Linked DNA regions of Mus musculus: region 2 is linked to region 1. Evidence: chromatin loops called from intact Hi-C (ENCODE). Cell type or tissue: left cerebral cortex. All regions are shown on one strand. Links, peaks and the distances in the headings refer to the core of each region. The heading gives the core; the rest is flanking DNA. Region 1 has its middle 28 kb from the start of Asz1. Region 2 overlaps Cttnbp2 (cortactin binding protein 2).

Region 1 (10,340 bases), core at 1,560-9,559:
CATTGTAGTCTCTGGAGCTGGAGTTAACAAATGGTTGTGAGCCTTGAGACAGGAGTGCTAGGAATCAAACTCAGATCCTCTGCAAGAGGAGTATATGTTTTAACTGTTAAAACATCTCTCTAGCTCTCCAAATATTTTAAAGGATAAGAATTTCGTTTTACACCCCTCAGCTATTTCCAAAAGATAAATAATTTAAAATCTCATGAAGCATTAATCAGTTTACTAACTGAGAAAGTAAGTCACAGAGTCACAACTCATCTGGTTATGTGTCTCCTACTACAAAGTTGTATGTAGTTAGTTAAAGTGGTAAAAAAATGAGCTTGTTTTTCTCCTCGATATATATAACAAATATATATAAATTTGACTCTTATCAAACAACAGGAATCAAGTGTTCATAAGATGTGATGGCCCTTCACAGTCTGGAAGACCCTTCCATTCAAGCCTCATCTCAGATTACATAAAGACACTTAATTATTTTTAGAAGCTCTATGATTGTTTCATGAAAAGCACAACTACTTTGGGGACCATTATGAATATTTATGTGTTTTCATAGTATCCATTTGTTAACTTTGACATTTAGATACATAATTTTGTGACCTGAATTTCTTTCTTCTGAAGGCCTGGAAAATGCTAATAGTTTTGGCTTTTCCAAATGTCTGTGCCTCCTGCAGGGCACACGATGCTCTCTGGGAACAAGACTTAGTCTTTGTTCTCTGGGAGCTTATAGTAGCATAGAAAGAGAAACAAATATATAAATAAAGCTATTGACAGATAAAACAGGATGAAATCTATTCTCAACATATAAATGTCCATGAGAAAGAATCAGTGATATCTAAGATCAATCCCATCTAAGAATTAGGATGTCTAGCACAGAGCCGCTGAGGCAGCACCCTTGGCGGGCCGCAGACAGCCGGCCACCGTCCGGACCAGAGGACAGGTGTCCCCCTGGCTTGGGAGGCGGCCTTAGCCGCAGCAGCAGTGGTCGCCATCTTGGTTCCAGGACTCCCTGGAACTTAGGAATTTAGTCTGCACAGGTGAGAGTCTGCACCACAGAAGCTGACAGCTTCTGGGAACTGCCAAAGCAACACAGCTTCTGAGAGAGGCCCTGTTTTGGGCCTTCTTCTTCGACCAGGAGGAGGTCCAAAAACAAGATATCTGCGCACCTTCCCTGTAAGAGAGCTTGCCAGCAGAGAGTGCTCTGAGCACTGAAACTCAGAGGAGAGAATCTGTCTCCCAGGTCTGCTGAGAGACGGTAACAGAATCACCAGAAGAACAATCTCTAAACAGAGTCAACTATAACTACTAACTCCAGAGATTACGAGATGGCGAAAGGTAAACGTAGGAATCCTACTAACAGGAACCAAGACCACTCACCATCATCAGAACCCAGCACTCCCACTTCGCCCAGCCCGGGGCACCCCAACACACCCGAGAACCTAGAACTAGATTTAAAAGCATATCTCATGATGATGGTAGAGGACATCAAGAAGGACTTTAATAAATCACTTAAAGAAATACAGGAGAACACTGCTAAAGAGTTACAAGTCCTTAAAGAAAAACAGGAAAACACAATCAAACAGGTAGAAGTCCTTACAGAAAAAGAGGAAAAAACATACAAACAGGTGATGGAAATGAACAAAACCATACTAGACCTAAAAAGGGAAGTAGACACAATAAAGAAAACTCAAAGTGAGGCAACACTGGAGATAGAAACCCTAGGAAAGAAATCTGGAACCATAGATTTGAGCATCAGCAACAGAATACAAGAGATGGAAGAGAGAATCTCAGGTGCAGAAGATTCCATAGAGAACATCGGCACAACAATCAAAGAAAATGGAAAATGCAAAAAGATCCTAACTCAAAATATCCAGGAAATCCAGGACACAATGAGAAGACCAAACCTACGGATAATAGGAGTGGATGAGAATGAAGATTTTCAACTCAAAGGACCAGCAAACATCTTCAACAAAATTATTGAAGAAAACTTCCCAAATATAAAGAAAGAGATACCTATGAACATACAAGAAGCCTACAGAACTCCAAATAGACTGGACCAGAAAAGAAATTCCTCCCGACACATAATAATCAGAACAACAAATGCACTAAATAAAGATAGAATACTAAAAGCAGTAAGGGAAAAAGGTCAAGTAACATACAAAGGCAAGCCTATCAGAATTACACCAGATTTTTCACCAGAGACTATGAAAGCCAGAAGAGCCTGGACAGATGTTATACAGACACTAAGAGAACACAAATTCCAGCCCAGGCTACTATACCCAGCCAAACTCTCAATTACCATAGATGGAGAAACCAAAGTATTCCACGACAAAACCAAATTCACACATTATCTCTCCACGAATCCAGCCCTTCAAAGGTTAGTAACAGAAAAAAACCAATACAAGAATGGGAACAATGCCCTAGAAAAAACAAGAAGGTAATCCCTCAACAAACCTAAAAGAAGACAGCCACAAGAACAGAATGCCAACTTTAACAACAAAAATAACAGTAAGCAACAATTACTTTTCCTTAATATCTCTTAACATCAATGGTCTCAACTCCCCAATAAAAAGACATAGACTAACAAACTGGCTACACAAACAAGACCCAACATTTTGCTGTTTACAGGAGACACATCTCAGAGAAAAAGATAGACACTACCTCAGAATAAAAGGCTGGAAAACAATTTTCCAAGCAAATGGTATGAAGAAACAAGCTGGAGTAGCCATCCTAATATCTGATAAGATTGACTTCCAACCCAAAGTCATCAAAAAAGACAAGGAGGGGCACTTCGTTCTCATCAAAGGTAAAATCCTCCAAGAGAACTCAAGAAGGTGGACTTCAGAAAATCAAATAACCCTATTAAAAAATGGGGCTCAGAACTGAACAAAGAATTCTCACCTGAGGAATACCGAATGGCAGAGAAGCACCTGAAAAAATGTTCAACATCCTTAATCATCAGGGAAATGCAAATCAAAACAACCATGAGATTCCACCTCACACCAGTCAGAATGTCTAAGATGAAAAATTCAGGTGACAGCAGATGCTGGCGAGGATGTGGAGAAAGAGGAACACTCCTCCATTGTTGGTGGGATTGCAGGCTTGTACAACCACTCTGGAAATCCGTCTGGCAGTTCCTCAGAAAATTGGACATAGTACTACCGGAGGATCCAGCAATACCTCTCCTGGGCATATATCCAGAAGATGCCCCAACTGGTAAGAAGGACACATGCTCCACTATGTTCATAGCAGCCTTATTTATAATAGCCAGAAGCTGGAAAGAACCCAGATGCCCCTCAACAGAGGAATGGATACAGAAAATGTGGTACATCTACACAATGGAGTACTACTCAGCTATTAAAAAGAATGAATTTATGAAATTCCTAGCCAAATGGATGGACCTGGAGGGCATCATCCTGAGTGAGGTAACACATTCACAAAGGAACTCACACAATATGTACTCACTGATAAGTGGATATTAGCCCAAAACCTAGGATACCCAAGATATAAGATACAATTTCCAAACACATGAAACTCAAGAAAAATGAAGACTGAAGTGTGGACACTATGCCCCTTCTTAGAAGTGGGAACAAAACACCCTTGGAAGGAGTTACAGAGACAAAGTTTGGAGCTGAGATGAAAGGATGGACCATGTAGAGACTGCCATATCCAGGGATCCACCCCATAATCAGCATCCAAACGCTGTCACCATTGCATACACTAGCAAGATTTTATCGAAAGGACCCAGATGTAGCTGTCTCTTGTGAGACTATGCCGGGGCCTAGCAAACACAGAAGTGGATGCTCACAGTCAGCTAATGGATGGATCACAGGGCTCCCAATGGAGGAGCTAGAGAAAGTACCCAAGGAGCTAAAGGGATCTGCAACCCTATAGGTGGATCAACATTATGAACTAACCAGTACCCCGGAGCTCTTGACTCTAGCTGCATATATATCAAAAGATGGCCTAGTCGGCCATCACTGGAAAGAGAGGCCCATTGGACACGCAAACTTTATATGCCCCAGAACAGGGGAACGCCAGGGCCAAAAAGGGGGAGTGGGCGGGTAGGGGAGTGGGGGTGGGTAGGTATGGGGGACTTTTGGTATAGCATTGGAAATGTAAATGAGCTAAATACCTAATAAAAAATGGAAAGAAAAAAAAAAGAAAAGACACTATCAAAATTGAATCTTAAAATCAAGGGCCACTGGAAGACAAGATAACTTTGAAGTTTATGGGCAAAGAGGAGCAGTCTTTATGAAGAGGGATAGAGACGGTGAAGGAGGAGTGGTTATAGAAAAAACAGACTTGAACTGTGTTCTTCAGAATGACACCTGCCAAGATAAGGTAGCCCATACCTATTAAGGCTGCTAAGGAAGTCAGGTAAAGCTCCTAGCTTTCTGATGAGGCCAAATCTGGATAAAGTCACCTTAAATAGAAACATAATCCAAATAAAGAATGCACATTTAAGGGGCTGGAGAGATGGCTCCCCGGTTAAGAGCACTGGCAGCTTTTCTAGAGGTCCTGGGTTCAATTCCCAGCAACCACATGGTAGCTTACAACCATCTGTAATGTGATCTGATGCCCCCTTCTGGTGTGTCTGAAAACAACTACAGTATAATTATACACATAAAACAAATAAAATATTTTTTAAATGTACATTTAATACACCTAAGTTGCTAGACATCATAGTTTAGCAACAGAATTTACTTTAAAGTATCAATTGGGTACCTGGCACAAAGGGAGCCTTTCTGCATATTAACAGAATAAGCAAGTCAAACTTCAAAATGCTTTCTCTTGAATAGCAAGCGCCCTTTTGTATCATCATAAACTCAAAAATCTGAAAATAAAAACATAAAAAGTTTGCAACTGTCTTCCTAGGGCTTAGAGCAAGGAAATAAAATCATGTTGTATTTTAAGAAAGGTAAAACTGGACTAAACAGGCTCACCCACAAAGTACAACAGGAAGAAATAGTTCAGAGAAATTACACATGGGCCCGAAGCTCTATCACTCTGTCTGACCAAGATTTCCTGTTCACCCAGTCTTCAAGATCCCTCCTCAAGTTCACACCTGTGTCCCGAGCTATATAAGCTCATCTTCAGTATATGCCATGGGGAGACGTATTTCCGGTCAATAATTAAAAATTCTCTTTTAAGAGCAAGAGGCTTTTTCAACAAAGGTAAAAAATTTTTTTCTCATCCAGCTTGTTTCTCTTATTTTAAAAATATCTTATACTAGCACATTTAAGTTACACATCAGAAATCCAACCCCAGTTTACTGTACCAGGAAGCATTTATTCTAAGAGAACTAAATGATAGGCTAATTTCTCCTACTGCTCAATACATACAGTGAAGTTCATGACTCACCTAAGCTAAATGTATTCTTTTCTTATTGAATACAAGAAGAATAGAATTAGCAACTCTAAGAATGCTTTCTAGTTTTTCCTCCTATTAAAGAATGAATTCTCAGCTACATTTCGTATGACTTTAGTTCAATAAATGGACTCACCTAAAATATCTGACTTTGTCATAGTAACTAAAACAAAGCACCTGCTATCCAGCTGTGATTCTGTAAGTAACTTTTTGTCCTTTAAAAAGAAGAGTCTTAAAGATAAAATTCTCAGTAAGAAAGGAAAGCAGATACTCACAGTAGGTAGAATGAGCAGAATAAAAATTTATCCTCCCAGGAATAGAGAAAATATAGCATTTTCTCTAATCCCAAACAGTAGCATCTCATTTACACCAAAAAAAAAAAAAAATAGAAGAAAAAAAAGCAAAAATCCACGTTGTACCTTCACCTATGATTGAAAATGTTTACTTGAAAGCTAAGCTGATCTGTTGGATGACGTAGGTAATTGTACCACCTAATGTTCAGGAAACGATGTCTTATTGTTGATGAAACAACCTTAATGTTGCAAGAGAAAACATTTTACTATATCCCTACAACAGTACTTAAGCCTTCCTGTGGAGCACTTATTGCCAAAAAGAAAAGATAATTGATTGTGTGTCATTTGAGTTACTTTCAATTATTTTTAAGATATGTAGTACTCAAACTACAAAAATAGCTAATGGCTTTATTAAAACAGAAGAAAAGAGTCATATAAATCTATCCATAAGTGAATTCAAAATCATGGAAGAAAGACGTTTAACTCTGCTCAAAGTAGGAAGGGGTATTTCACCACATCACTTCAAAATATAAAGAATATTTAGACTTTTAAAATTAGTGATTTGTAAACAATTGAAAATTAAAAGTACTAATTTTATTAGATACCTTAGTCAAGTTAGATACCTGTGTAAGAAACTAAATCTTATTATTAGGCTGTTTTTAAAAGAGAAAGCCAACTAACTCACTTTATATATGACTTGGAGAGAAGTATTAACCACTTGAAACTGAGGCCAATTTCTTGTCATTTCTTTTCTCTGTCTTATCTGCCCTCTGCTGGTTAAAAAAAAGAAGAAAGGAAGAAAAGAGAAAAGTTAAAATGCTTAGACGGCATACTGGAAAGAAGTATAACTTAAACAGGAAAGTTTAGTGTTATGAAATTTTCATTAGGCTAGACTAAATTGGAATACTTCATTTCCTGATGGAAGAACTGTTCAGATGGAAGCATATTGCTTATGGGTTAAGATTGGGATGAAAATAAAAACTATACTAAAGTATGTCACTTTCTAATATAGATCAGATTAAATGGCCACATTAAAATAAGAACTGAATCATCTAAAATGAACACATGAGAAGAAATACTTTCCCAGTTTCTACTCTTGCAACAACAGCCATCTTGAATGAGTGCACTGTGTGCACGAATACTACACTAAAACTCAGCAAATATCACAAACACAGCACAACACTAATTTCTACTAGCAACTGGCTCATGGATCAGCTTAGTTCTCATTCTCCACAAGAAGTAAGAGCTATAATTCTTTTTCTAAGGGAGGAAGATTAAGGAATGACCATGTCTTAACATTTCAGAAATCCTCAACACTAACTTTGTGGAGTGCAGCATCTTTAATTTGTGGAATTCCAACATTTTTAAATTGTGCTATGAGGTCCAGAAAAATTACTAGCCAAATGGTATAGTAAACTTCTTATGTTTTAGACCCAAAATTTCATTAGTATTTGGTTTTGTTTTTAAAGTACTTGCCATTTAATACACGTACAGAAAAGTACGCGAATCATTTCCATGTAACTATCATCAGATTCATAAGTCTATTGTACCAGTTCTACAGCCCACTTCCTGTCGCCTCTTCATCAGTTGTCCCCAAGGAACTATGTGACATGTGCACTCAGCTGTCATTCACTCTTAGTGTCTGCCTTCTTTAATTCAGTTGTGTTTGTAGGACTCATGCAAGTTATTACATATAGAATTAGTAATTTAAGTTCTTCCTTAAAAACTTTATTTTTAAATAACAGGGATGGGAAATCTGTTCATATATGTGAGTTCAGGTGGCCTCCGAGGCCAGAAGAGAGTTCTTGATCCCTTGGAGCCAGAATTACAGGCTGTTGTGAGTCACCTGACGTCATTGCTGGGGACGAAAGTTAGTTCTTCTGCAAGAGCAGTCAGCATTTTTAGCCACTGGACAGATATATGAAAAACTACAGCTGCCCATCAGCTTAGATGGTTAGAATATTAGGTCAGTCTCCTACAGAACCTTTATTTTCCTCTAAATAAGTTATAACAGCAACATTTTATTAGAAAGTACCTATACTTTTTGTTTCTATGACCTAATGCCTCTTAATTATGTTTACATTATATTATTCTTTTGAAAGTTTTTCAGGAAAGACTATCACTGGTCATATTCTAAGACTTATCAAACAACGGCTTCTTTTTTAACATTTTTTTTTATTTCTCACATTCCAGGTTTTATTCCCCACCCCCAACCCCATCCACCCTCTGACTGTTCCACGTCCCATACCTCCTCCCCACCCACCTGTCTCCACGCAGATGTCCCCAACCCCCCTCCCACCTGACCTCTAAACTCCCTGGGGCCTCCAGTCTCTTGAGGATTAGATGCATTGTCTCTGATTGAACCCAGACTTGGCAGTCGTCTGCTGTATGTGTGTGAGGGGGGCTCATATCAGCTGCTGTATGCTGCCTGGTTGTTGGTCCAGTGTTTGAGAGATCTTGTCTTGAGACTGCTGGTCCTCCTACAGGGTCGCCCTCCTCCTCAGCTTCTTCTAGCTTTTCTCTAATTCAACCACAGTGGTCAGAAGCTTCTGTCCATTGATTGCGTGCAAATATCTGCATCTGACCCTTTCAGCTGCTAAACTAGGGCTTCTTTAACCCACACAGAGCCTCCAGGGCTTAACTCTTACTTTCCTCTCCCAAAAGAAAATACTGTATATACATTCTTGAGAGTATGGCAACAGCAAAATCCTTCATTATGCCATAAAAGCTACCAAATTCTGATATATGATCCAATGGAAATTTCTCTTAAATCCTACTCATATATATACAAGAAAAAGCATCTTATGGTTCAACCTGTAGAGTAGGCATCTAGACTAGGGAAGAACAGAGATTTGCAGATGTTGAGAGAGAGGAAAAGAGTGGGGAGGTAATGGGTAAAGGATGCAGAGTTTTTTGTGAAGATGACAAAGTTCTGGAAATGCATGATGGTGATCATGCAACACTAAAAGTATTTAATGACACACAAATGGGCTTATTGGCATTGGAAGACCTAAAATGAAAAATAGTATGTTGTGTACATTTTACTACAGTGAAAGAATTTTAATATAAGGTCATGTGTGTGTGTGTGTGAGAGAGAGGGGGGGGGAGAGAGAGGGGGGAAAAGGGAGAGAGAGAGGGAGAGAGAGAGGGAGGGAGGGAGAGAAGGAGGGAGGGAGGGAGAGAGGGAGGGAGGGAGGGAGGGAGGGAGGGAGGGAGGGAGAGAGAGAATTCATTGTTGAGCAGGCTCTTTTACCAGTTTACATGAGTTTTCAGGTTGAAATTTATGTTGCCAAGCTTGTACAGCAAGCATCTTAAATTGCTGAGCCATCTTGTCAGCCCTCAGCTATAATTTTTTAACTTTCCAAAACTATGAAAGGATTATCATGACTGTTGGAATGACAATATACTTGCATTCTTTCTTCCAATGCATTTCACCCTATTTTTATACTTAGCTATACCAATGTTCAACTCTTTCAGTTCTCTCCCAACATCTTGGACTTTTAAAACTTCTTTTGGATTGAAAAGTTGTGATTATATTTTCATTAAAAAAGTCAAAAATAATTTTGGTTAAATTTTTTCAGACCCAGAAGTCACTTGTGTAATGTCATCAGCAACTTAGATACCACATATCAGTGTCTGAACCTTAAAGTTTTAAGTTTGGGTCTGGAGATGACACAGGGATTAGGAGCACTTGCTGTGCCTGCATAGGATGCAGATCAGCCCCCACCACTCACATGGCAGCTCACAATCTCTAACTCCAGATCCAGGGAGCTGACTCTCTTTTAGCCTCCATGGAGCCAAGCAGGCATGTAGTGCAAACAGACAAGCACCTGTCTACACAAAGTATTTCTAATTTAAAACAATAAAAATAATATTCACAAATATACTTCTTACTGAAAAAACAAGTATCACATTTTTCTTTTAAATAACTAACTATCCCAACTCTGTTACTTATTTCTCAAACAATTTCCAAATAAAATAAAAGTTTTTCTCCAGCCCTATAGTTCAATGTTTAAAACCACAGTCTATGTATCTGTGTGTTATGATGAGGGCAGGGGTGGAAAAAGGAGAATGGAGACTTTGTCAAGGGAAAATGTTAATAAGTTATATTTCCTTGTTCCTTTTTAAAACAACTATCTTTTTTTATCATTTGTTGAAATAAATTTGATTGGCTGGTATGACTTCCTATTTTATAAATCATATTATTCATTCCCACATAGATTGTGTTTATTTAAACATTCAACAATTACACCATTATGACTCTGTCTGCCATTCTTCTCTTGGAGTAAAAATGCACAATTCATAATTAACAAGGACCTTTACTGGAATTCTTTGTATTAGTCAACTGCACAGAAGTTATTTAGATTGATAAGATTCAGGTTTTAGTCATTTATTTGCAGAGTATTGATACATGCTTGGAAGAATTAAATATCACCTAGGCAGATAGAAATATTAAAAATCACAATTGAAATAAAAACTAATTCCTAGCCAGACATTCATTATTCTTATCTTTTGTTTCCTTCCTTCCTTTCTTTCCTCCTTTCTCTCTCTCTCTCTCTCTCTCTCTCTCTCTCTCTCTCTCTCTCTCTCTCTCTCTCTCTCCTTTCTTTTTTAACTTTTAAAGACAGGGGTTTTCCCATGTAGCTTTGATTAGCCTATTCTGGAACTCACACTGTAAAC
Region 2 (10,340 bases), core at 1,531-9,530, 240 kb before region 1:
TCAAAACACGAACACTTCATGAAAGATTTTGGTTTTGGACATAAATGTTTGGTGGGAGAGTTCTTGCCTACTATGTGCAAGTGGCCCAGGACTGAAAGGAAAGTAACAGGCCCTATCAGATCACTGTGGAAATTCATAATATGTAGTGAAGACCACCTATTTCTCTCTAGACCTGATAGGAAGATCACTGGCTCCCAGACTTCCATACACCAGTGCCTACGGTGACACTTTAGCAGTGGTCAGGACAATGCCTCTCTTAAGTGCCACCAGTCCTAGAGCAAGACAAGTGAAGAACTAGTGAAGTGGCCTTTGGGGACCTCCTTTTAATGGAACTATTTTAAATTCACTTTACTTTTCAAAAACTTTTTTTCCCTTGTGGCTGTGGCATTCAAAGTCAAGGCTCAGAGCACTTGAAGCAAGAACTATATCACTAAGTTACATTCCTGCCTAAGATCATTCTTCAGAGAACATTTGGGTCAGCAGCATTCACATAATTTCAGCCTTCATTCAGAAGTAGCTAAGTGTTTTAGTGAGTTTATGAAATTTGAAGTCATAGAAATATATCTTGAATCTAAAATGACTTAACATTGTTTCTTATACATCTCTGACTATAGTCTAGTAGGAAACACATTGTATCAGGACACATGATACAAATAAATGTTCTTATACAAGAATACATAGAGTCTGACATTTTCTGTTTTCTTAAGAGATCCATAATTTACAAATTGGAAAATATTAGCTTGATTTTTATTGTTCTTTATATACCATTCCTAATTTCTGAATAATAATAGTTTCTAAAAATTAAACTTTTACAAGTACATTGTTGGTGCTACATGCAACATAAGACTAACAGGTAACACATCAAAATGTGCACCTGATGGTGGATTATGCTCATGAAATGGCAGGTTCTAGTTCCCCTTTTGGTATTTTGGGGATAAAGACCTAAATATATCAATAGATCAAATACTGAGTGTATGGGCCATTTATAAAAAAACCAATGGCATTTATAAAAACCAATGGCAGGTTTCTTAAATTGAGCCCAGTGCTTCAGAGTCTAGAATCTAGGAAAAACACACACACACACTCACACACACACAAGCACTTATGAGTGCACAGGAATAATGGAACAATGAAATTCTATTGACCATGGCTGTTTCGCAACAGGTATGAGGAACAAGACTATACCACACCTGAATACTAACAGGAACTCCTCTCTGTCGAAGCAACAGTAAGTTCCCTTTCAAGTTTTATTTACATCACAGAAAACTTGAGTTTAATTATTAGCTAACTTTAATTAACACTTGAGTTTAATAATTAATTAGCTTTTTAAAGTATTTGGTATATTGTTAACATTATTTTGTGCAGCTTTTGCAATAATAATAATAATATGATTTTGGAGTAATAAATATCATAACCGAGACAACACATTAATACAAACTTTAGATGAAATCTTGTTAACTTCAATAAGCATAATGTAAAACCTATTTTGTTTTTAACTTGTTGAATAAATCTATAGAACTAGGGTTCACTTTTTGGGGGGGAGGGATTCAAGACAAGGAACTCACTCTGTAGACCAGGCTGGTCTGGAACTCAGAAATCCCCTTGCCTCTGCCTTTCAAGTGCTGGGATTAAAGGTGTGAGCCACCAGTGCCCAGCAGGGGTCACTTTTTTTTTTTTTTTTTTTTTTTTTTTTTTTTTTTTTGGTTTTTCAAGACAGGGTTTCTCTGTATAGCCCTGGCTGTCCTGGAGCTCACTTTGTAGACCAGGCTGGCCTTGAACTCAGAAATCCACCTGCCTCTGCCTCTGCCTCCCGAGTGCTGGGATTCACTTTTTAATCGAACTTTTTCATTTAACAATTCTGTAAGAAGGCTTACATTTGTGAACATTTAGACCAGTGGTTCTCAACCTGTGGGCCGCGACCCCTTTTGTAGGCTAACTTCATGGGCTTGCCTAAGACCATCTTTCATGTCAGAAACTTATATTACAATTCATATATTGCAAAATTACAGTTATGAAGTAGCAATGAAAGTAATTTTATGGTTGAAGTCACTACAATAGAAAGAACTATATTCAAGTGTCATAGCAGTGGGAAGGTTGTAAACCATTGACTTAGGCAATCCATCGATAGCTTTTTTTAACACTAGATTTACTGAACAGCATTGCTTATTTACCTATAAGTACTGTGTTTATAGTGATCATCTTAGGTATATTCCCCTTATAGTACTATTGATTATTTTAGCTACAAGTATTTTGGACTATAAAGAAACATGTCGCTAATTATAGGATAGAAATATTTGGATAGTTTGCAAATAAAATGCACACCATGTACCCTGATTATAGTGTTACAGAGAGAGGTAAATGAGATTGCATTTTATGTGACTTTCCATTAAGACCATCACATACCAAAGCTTGAGTAAGCTCCCCCCGCCCCCAACCCTAAGAAGTCATTCTAAGTTTCTTTTTCAATTGAGAGTACTTGGAAGCCTGTACTGCTAAGAGAAAAATAATTAGGCTAGTCTTAGCATGGCCAACTCAAGTTTATTATGAATTTTCATTCCAGTGTATTACACTGACACACGCTCCTCTCCCCACCCCAGCCCGCAAGCCCCCTGCTCATTACTTTAAAATTTTTTTTTATAATTTTTGGATACATTTACATTTCTCCCTTCTCTCCTTGTAAACCAATGGTTTTCAACCTTTGGGGTTACGTATCAGATATCCAGCATATCAGATATTTACATGATGATCAATAACAGTCAGAAGATACAGTTCTGAAGTGGTAACAAAATAATTTCATAATTGTGGATCACCCACAGCATGAGGGATCCTATTCAAAGGTCACAGCCTTAGGAAGGTTAATAACCACTGCTCTAAATCCTGCCACTCTCCTTTCCATCCTGTTCTCTCTTTTCTTTAGGATTCTTAACTATAACCTGCTCGGACTGTATAATGTTATTGTATGTATGTATGTATGTATCGCTATGTGTATGTATTCTTATGTATGTTTTACATTGGTACTGCTCTTCCCTGGAGAAAACTACTTCTCCCTCATTCAGCTTTCATTGAGTGCCAGGATTCTTTGTGTAGGACTCAGGCCTTGTGGGCTCTTCCCTGTCCATGCTGGCATGCTCACTGCTGTCATCCTTGTTCAGCGTTTGGACAGGCATATTGGCAAACCTCTATGGGTTGAACTTCACTTTGTCAGACCTAAGTGATAGAGAAAAGGGAGAAAGAAAGGAGATTGGAAATAGTCTACACCTACATAGCTTTCTTTGTGAAAAAAAGAACTGTTATCCTACTAAGAGTTTCTTGGCTGGAAGTTAATGACATCTTGAGAATACCACTTAGTATTCACATCTCTTGGTATAGGGCTGTTGTTGCACTGGATGACTTTATGAGTTACTTGGGAGGATATTGGAAACTCTTCTTCATCTCAAAGTTCAGAAGGTAGAGTGTCTAGAGTTCTCTATTTGATAACTGGTTTGTTCCCATTTTTGAAAAACTCTCCTCTGGCCTTTGTATTAGGTCCTTAGAGAATGATCTATCTGTGACATTGACTTTGGACCACAGACTCTCTTTGGGTTCAGATGATGAAGCAGATCTGGTCAAAGAACTCCAGAGTATGTGTTCCAGCAAATCTGAGTCTGATATAAGTAAGGTAAGCATTCCCCAGGTGCACGGTCATTGGCTCTGTCCAGTAGAGATGTGACTTTACAACAGGATGCTGGGAGCCACATCCTAAAATTCATCCTCTAAATGAAGTGTCTTATCAGGTATCATTGTTGATGCTATAGATCGAGTCATCCTTTGCTTTGCTCAGAAAGCTTTGCTTGGATTCATTTCTCCCAAGCCATTGGATAGTAATAGGGGCTTTGCTGTTCTCTGAAACACCTGAACTTAAAATTGTGTATTAATTGTATCAGCACAAATCAAGCCAGCATATCTATTTGAGCAGACTTTTGATTTGGGGAAGGTGTGTGTGTGTGTGTGTGTGTGTGTGTGTGTGTGTGATATGGGGGGGGGTAAAACCTGGGGTTTGCATGCTAGACAAGTGTTCTACCCCTGAGCTGCATCCCGTCTTCATGTTTTGATATAGATTCTCTCTACTATGTTAGCTTAGACAACCCTTGAACCCAGTGTCTGTCTCCGTAAGTAGCTTTATACAAAAGCCTAAGTTTGAGTTTTTCAGACACTATCATCGCCAATTTTAGTACATAAGCTATATATAGGTAAGATACAAGCTTCATAGAAGATCCTGAATCTATGAACCTGTTATAGACAGAGTTGCAGCAACATTCTTTACAAATAAGGAAAAGGGTGATCCCATATAATATGTATTGTCATGGTCTTTAAGCTGTGAAACTTGAGAACCAGATAGAGAAACCAGTTACCTGAAATCTCAAGGAAAACATTAATAGCATCAAGTTGAACCTGTTTTGGCACTCTTGTGTCTGCAGTACGTTTGTCCAAGCCTCCTCCATAAAAACTTTTACTTGAAAGGGAACAAAGATATAATGTAGTGTAGATCCAGTGACAGATTCAACGATTTCAGATGAACACTTAAACTCTCTAGGAAAAGTAAAAGTGGCTGCTTTATTCAACCTTACTGGAAATAAACTAAAATCCTTATCTACAGCAAAAATGAAATAATGACTCACATACTAATTTTTTTTGTCCTGACTCGCCAAGTAGATTCTTCTCCTTTTTTTTTTTTTTTAATCCTCTGCTTTCTATAAGAGATACCTTTTTAATAGACTTTTTGTCTTTGGTTTAAAAAATGTCGTTTGAGCAGGACAGTCTAGAGACATCTTCTCTAGAAGTTTTCCAAGTTAGGGAAGTGGGTGTCTGCCCTACTGTGGCTTCTCCGTCGAGGTGCTTGGCTCTGTTTCAGGCGAGCCACAGTGCATCAGTGGAGGATGGACTTGGTGGCTTGTGTCTTGGAGGATGGACTTGGTGGCTTGTGTCTTTTCAGATTGCTGATTCCAGGGATGACTTGAGGAAGTTTGATAGTTCAAGAACCAACCCTGGGACTTCAGCACCTCTTAACCTGAGGACACCAGTGCCACAGAAGGTAAATGTTTTTCTTTCCAAAAGGAGAGACAAAGGGCTTGTTGCGGAACTGACTTTTCAACTCTGTAATTTACACGGAGAGAAGAAATAGGAAAAAGTGTACAAATTAAGATTTTAAAATGTTCTGGTAATATGCTGATCTGACTTTTTCTTACCGTTTGATATTGTATTTCTAAATGTTGTGTCTATCTTAAAATCTTTGTCTCCATTTCTGTTTAACAAACAGCTTAAGATTTCTTGCCTTGGGTGCATCTTGAGTTAAATACTGCAGAGGCTGAATGGTAACATAAAGAGCTTAGACACTTACAAACTCTCATTTTCTTAGAGTTTTAGTGAGAGACCGTCTTTCAAAAAATCAAGTCAGAGAGGCAAACAGAAGGGCCAAGGTTTCTGTGGATTGTGTTAGCTCCCATAAGGGACAGAACAACTCGGTCTTCTGGGTGAACAGGAACCTTGGATAAAATCCTGCCCATCCACTGCTTTGTGAGGGTGTACAGGACCTAGAGGCACTTAGTAATACATGGTTTGTGTTCAATAAGCTCCATTGCGTCCCCCTTCCCTTCCTGTTCACATCTACCCCCACAATGGCTCACAAAGACCTGTGTGTGCAAGGAGAGGTGGGGCAGGTTTTAAAGTGGGCATGGTGTAACTATTAAATGACTAATCTTTAGCTGGTTAGCCTACAGTCCTGGGTCCACAGCTTCTGCTGCTGTGGTTCATTAGTTCTGGTTAGTGGTATCTGTATTGAAAGGAAGGAAGTGGGCTAAAGGCCCTAATAAGATACAGAACATGCTATAAAGACCTCTCTGCCTGCCAGGAGCATTTGGTTTGAAAATATTTTGTTTAGAGTTTGTCTTTCTGCCATATTTAAGTCCTTAATTCACTGTCCATGTGTGACAGTTTCTCTGAGCTTTGGTTGGTCCCCTAGAACCACTCTTTAGGATTCATTGTATGGCATAGAGAAATAGGCCCAGAACATCTCAAGAAATGGAATAATGAGCACTACTGAACAATTTCCCCCTAGTACCAAGTCATTTCTTATATGACTATATTGTTGTCTGTTCACTATAGAAATGGCTCAGTGGTAGAGTGCAGTCCTTTCTTAGCACAGATAAATCTTTGGGTTCAAATTCTGACACTGAAAAAAAATGTTAGACAATGTTGCTTTTTGTTTAAATGTCTGATAGACAAACCTTATTTTTCTACTACAAGCCATTATCCATAAAAATATGGGGCTGAAAATAATGCAAGCTACGGGCAGAGACGAAGCTTTGTTTTAGAAGGGAGCTTGAGGTGTCCTTGATCTTGCCTGGCCTCTTAAGAACTCTGTGCAGGTGGCTGTGGGTTTTAAGAGAGCCGCATCCTGCTTTCTTCGGGGCAGTTCCCATCTAGAGGATGCTTTTCTCAGGAGCTGCCAGCAGAGGGCAGAATCCCCCAGCTGTCTGGAAGCTGGCAGAGTCCTTCCTTCTCTATCTTGTTTACAACGCACCTGGCATTTCTTGGTTCCACGCCCAGTTTCTCCTCTTATCAGGAAATAACTCCCTTCAGAGGTGAGAGCACTCTGGATTAACTGAAATTACTTTCTCCTTCATGGCCAGAAGGCATACTCCGTCAGGAACCTGCTCCTCCTGGCCCTGTGTAACTCTCTGACAGTGAAGGACTGTAACTATTTCTTAAGCAAAACAGCAAAACACGCAAATCATCAATATAAATGACAAATACTGTAAATGTTTTTCTATTTTCTAAATGACGTAAATTCAGACTAATCTTCATCTCTGGTGACATAATGTCACCAGAGACATCTACTTCAAGCTTTTTGGTAAATCTCCACTTCCTGAACTCTGCCCTCTAAATGTTCTGGTGTAATTAGACTAAGATACAGACAGGACTCTTGATCTCATGTGTAGCCAGGCATGATATCCAGTGCTCTAAGATATAGCTTTTGTCTTTTACTTTCTACATGCCTTCTTTATTCCCACATATATTTTCAGGGGCTGCTATTCTTTCATCTAACTTTTCCACTTGTGAATTGTATCCTCCCCACCTCCACTTTTCATTCCCTTCTCCTCTAACACCCCACCCCTGACACAGTCCTATCTGCTGGAAGCAACCTGTCTCTCCCTTTAGCATCAAGAGAGATCGTCATATCTTTTTTTAAAATTTTTTATTAGGTATCTTCCTCATTTACATTTCAAATGCTATCCCAAAAGTCCCCCATACCCACCCCCCCACTCCCCTACCCACCCACTCCCCCTTTTTGGCCCTGGCGTTCCCCTGTACTGGGGCATATAAAGTTTGCAAGCCCAATGGGCCTCTCTTTCCAGTGATAGCCGACTAGGCCATCTTTTGATACATATGCAGCTAAAGACAAGAGCTCCGGGGTACTGGTTAGTTCATATTGTTGTCCCACCTATAGGATTGCAGTTCCCTTTAGCTCCTTGGGTACTTTCTCTAGCTTCTCCATTAGAGGCCCTGTGATCCATCCAATAGCTGACTGTGAAGCTTAGAGAAAATGCTTAATATTGCACGAAGGGCTCGCTCAGATTTAAAAATGGTTTGTTTGGGCTACATACTTAAAACAACTTTATGAAAATAAATTAAAGTTTTCGTTAGAGGATTGTACTGAGACCTTGGGAGCTTTAGGGCAAAAAGGTTTAAACAGTCCTTAAGGCTCCTATTTGGGGATCTTTGGGAAAGATACCCTAAAATGATGCTTGGCTGCCAGAGTGCTGGGAACATCATTCCTTCACTCCCTGTAAGCATGTTTTCCGATTTGCATACTCAGACTTTGAATTTCTGTGACTACACTAAGCCCAAGTCAGCTTCCACGTACTTAGCCCCTCCTGATAACTCCAGAATCTCACTCAGGCTGGACTCCCCAAACATATTCTAGCTGTTAGAATTTTTAGTAAATTATGTAGTCATTCTGCTTGTCTTTGTGATACAGATCAAAGGACAGAATTAAAAATAATACACTACAGAGCTGGACAGATGGCTCAGCAGTTAAGGGTACTGACTGATATTCCAGGGGACCAGGTTTCAAGTTTTAGTAGTCACATGGCAGCTTACAAGTATCTGTAGCTCGAGGATCATCCCACACCCTTACACAGATATACACACAAGTAAAGCACCAATGTATACCCCCCCAAAAAAAAACCCACCACCACATTATCTCCTTTCCCATTTGGTGTCTTGGTATTAACCCTGTATTTTATCAGAGATAATGCATCAAAAATGGTGACATTCCCATTTACATTCTATATTATAGGTAGGTACTGTGATTGATATATTTTTTAAACATGATCCCCCTGGCTTTTGTTATGCCAGGGAGCAAATTCAGGCCCTTTCCCATGCTAGACAGTGGTGTACCACTAAATAACATATACGATCTACTGTATTTTAGACCACATTATCACATAGGCCAGTCCCCAACGTATAATCATCTCAGCTTCACTGACTTCAGCATCAACATAGAAACACACCTCTGTTGTGTCTATAAGAGTGATTCTAGGAAGGTTTAACTGAAGAGAAGAGACACACATAGGAGGTGGATGGCTCCCATCCCCCATAGATGGAAGACCTGGCCCGTAACACAGAAAAGTGGAGTATGATACATAGTCGCTACCCATCACTCTCTACTTCCTAACTTCTTTACAGCAGCCTTTCCCACCTAACTCTGCATCCCTTCAACTCTGAGCCATACGAATCCTTCCTCCCCACAGCTGCTTGGAAGCCATCACAACAATCAGCAGAGTAACTAATGTACCTTAGTAGGGCAATGATTAGGTCCCACGATGTTCCGTTATGGTGTCCTGAATGTGATTTCACAGTTAAGTATCAGGTCAGGATTCTCGATATCTAGTACCCACCAAGCTGGACTGTATTAGTTCTCTTTTGTGTGATGCTGACCAAATCCCTAGCCAGAACAATGTAGGGGAGGAAATATTTATCTCATGCTTTCAGGGGTTTTAGTTCAAGATCTTTTGGCTCATGTATGCAAGCAGAACATCATGGCTGAGGGAGTATGTGGCTGAGGAGAGCTCTGTGCTTCCTATGTAAGCAGAAAGGAAGGAGACAGACAGAAGGATGGACAAGGATCTCCAAGGACCCACCCCTGGGGACCCACTTTTTCCTGCCTAAACCCGACTCCTTGAGTTTTCTAGAAATGTCCAAAACAGTACTAGGACCCAAGCATCCAGTTCGTAGGTTTTTAGAAGGACATCTCATACTTAAACAGTATTAGTACTTGGGTCTCTCAACTTGTTAGCATCATCAACAGTTTTGTTTTTGTTTTTTTTTTTTTTTCAAAGAAAACCAAGCATGCTAAGATGATTGTGGTTTTCTTTCATTTTCTTCACCGATACCATGCTGTGATGCAGTGGAGCATGAACTGGTGTGGGTATAGCTTAACCCTCTTCCCAGGTTCCCTTGCAGTTTGCTGGTGTGAAAAAGCAAACCTGGCTGAAGGAAAGCGCTCCCTCTCCCAGGCCACAAGTTTGCAGCCCAGCCTTCTTTCCCCTACAGATGCTTGTGTTCTGGACCTCATATTGCCCCATCACTGCCTTTTACTCATTAGGAAAGTGTTGAAAGCCCAGACAAGGGTAGATCAGAGTTGCTCGCAGCTGACTGAGAGGTTTCGCAATAGCTGGGTCTAAAGCTTGGGCAGCCATGGGTTCCACTTCAGTGATCTAGGGGTGGCTCAGTGGTTATATGGAGAGCTTATCAGGACTTTAATAGAGCATCATAAGTGGAAAGGGACGAAGATTTGAGGTAGACTTTTAAAAGGCCTTTGGTGACATATTTAGGACATACCTAGGAATTTGGGACTTCTGAAGTCAATGAGAAATTTTATCTCCACCCCCCACCCCCACCCCCACCACCCATGCATTTTGTTCCTCCACCAGTACTGCCATAATTTCATAATTGTCTACTGATTTTGCAGGCAACATTACCTTAGGTAGAAGATGAAAGCAGATATTAGAGATAACTGGTGACCCTGTGCTCAGTTGAAAGGACAGTATTAACTTGTAATGTGCCAAAGGAGATGCCTTAGAAAGATTAAATTAAAAATGCAGGTAGAGGAGCAATGCTAATTGTGGTGATTGGTGGGTCTACACCGCAGTCCTCAAGCATAACTGAGAGCTAAAGGTGTAAGCTAATTAACTGGCGACAATCACAACAGAATGGGCCCTAAAGTCTCCAACTGTGTGAACAGAAAAGGCTTGGATCAGTGCCACCACTGAGTAGCTCAATGCAAAAAAAAAAAAAAA

Evidence for each region. Peaks named below come from ENCODE experiments on the same cell type or tissue, not always from the same donor. Only the 100,000 strongest peaks of a DNase experiment are listed, where the experiment ranks them.
Region 2: it touches region 1 in a loop (8-fold over the local background); 8 of 42 quality-filtered maps call a loop at or near these places.

The regions. Positions count from the first base shown.
Region 1 is chr6:18,131,516-18,141,855 of GRCm38, reverse strand. No RefSeq gene overlaps it. Among named protein-coding and RNA genes, the nearest start is that of Asz1, 28 kb to the right of the region's middle. In left cerebral cortex, for the core only: CTCF peaks have their summits at 4,593 (motif pointing left) and 6,430 (motif pointing left); no DNase peak of the experiment used is centred there.
Region 2 is chr6:18,369,255-18,379,594 of GRCm38, reverse strand. Cttnbp2 (cortactin binding protein 2) reads left to right here. Exons shown (of 23, transcript NM_080285.2): 20 at 1,165-1,228; 21 at 3,526-3,658; 22 at 4,973-5,071. Among named protein-coding and RNA genes, the nearest start is that of Gm40356, 61 kb to the left of the region's middle. In left cerebral cortex, for the core only: a CTCF peak has its summit at 6,498 (motif pointing right); a DNase peak (open chromatin) is centred at 6,501.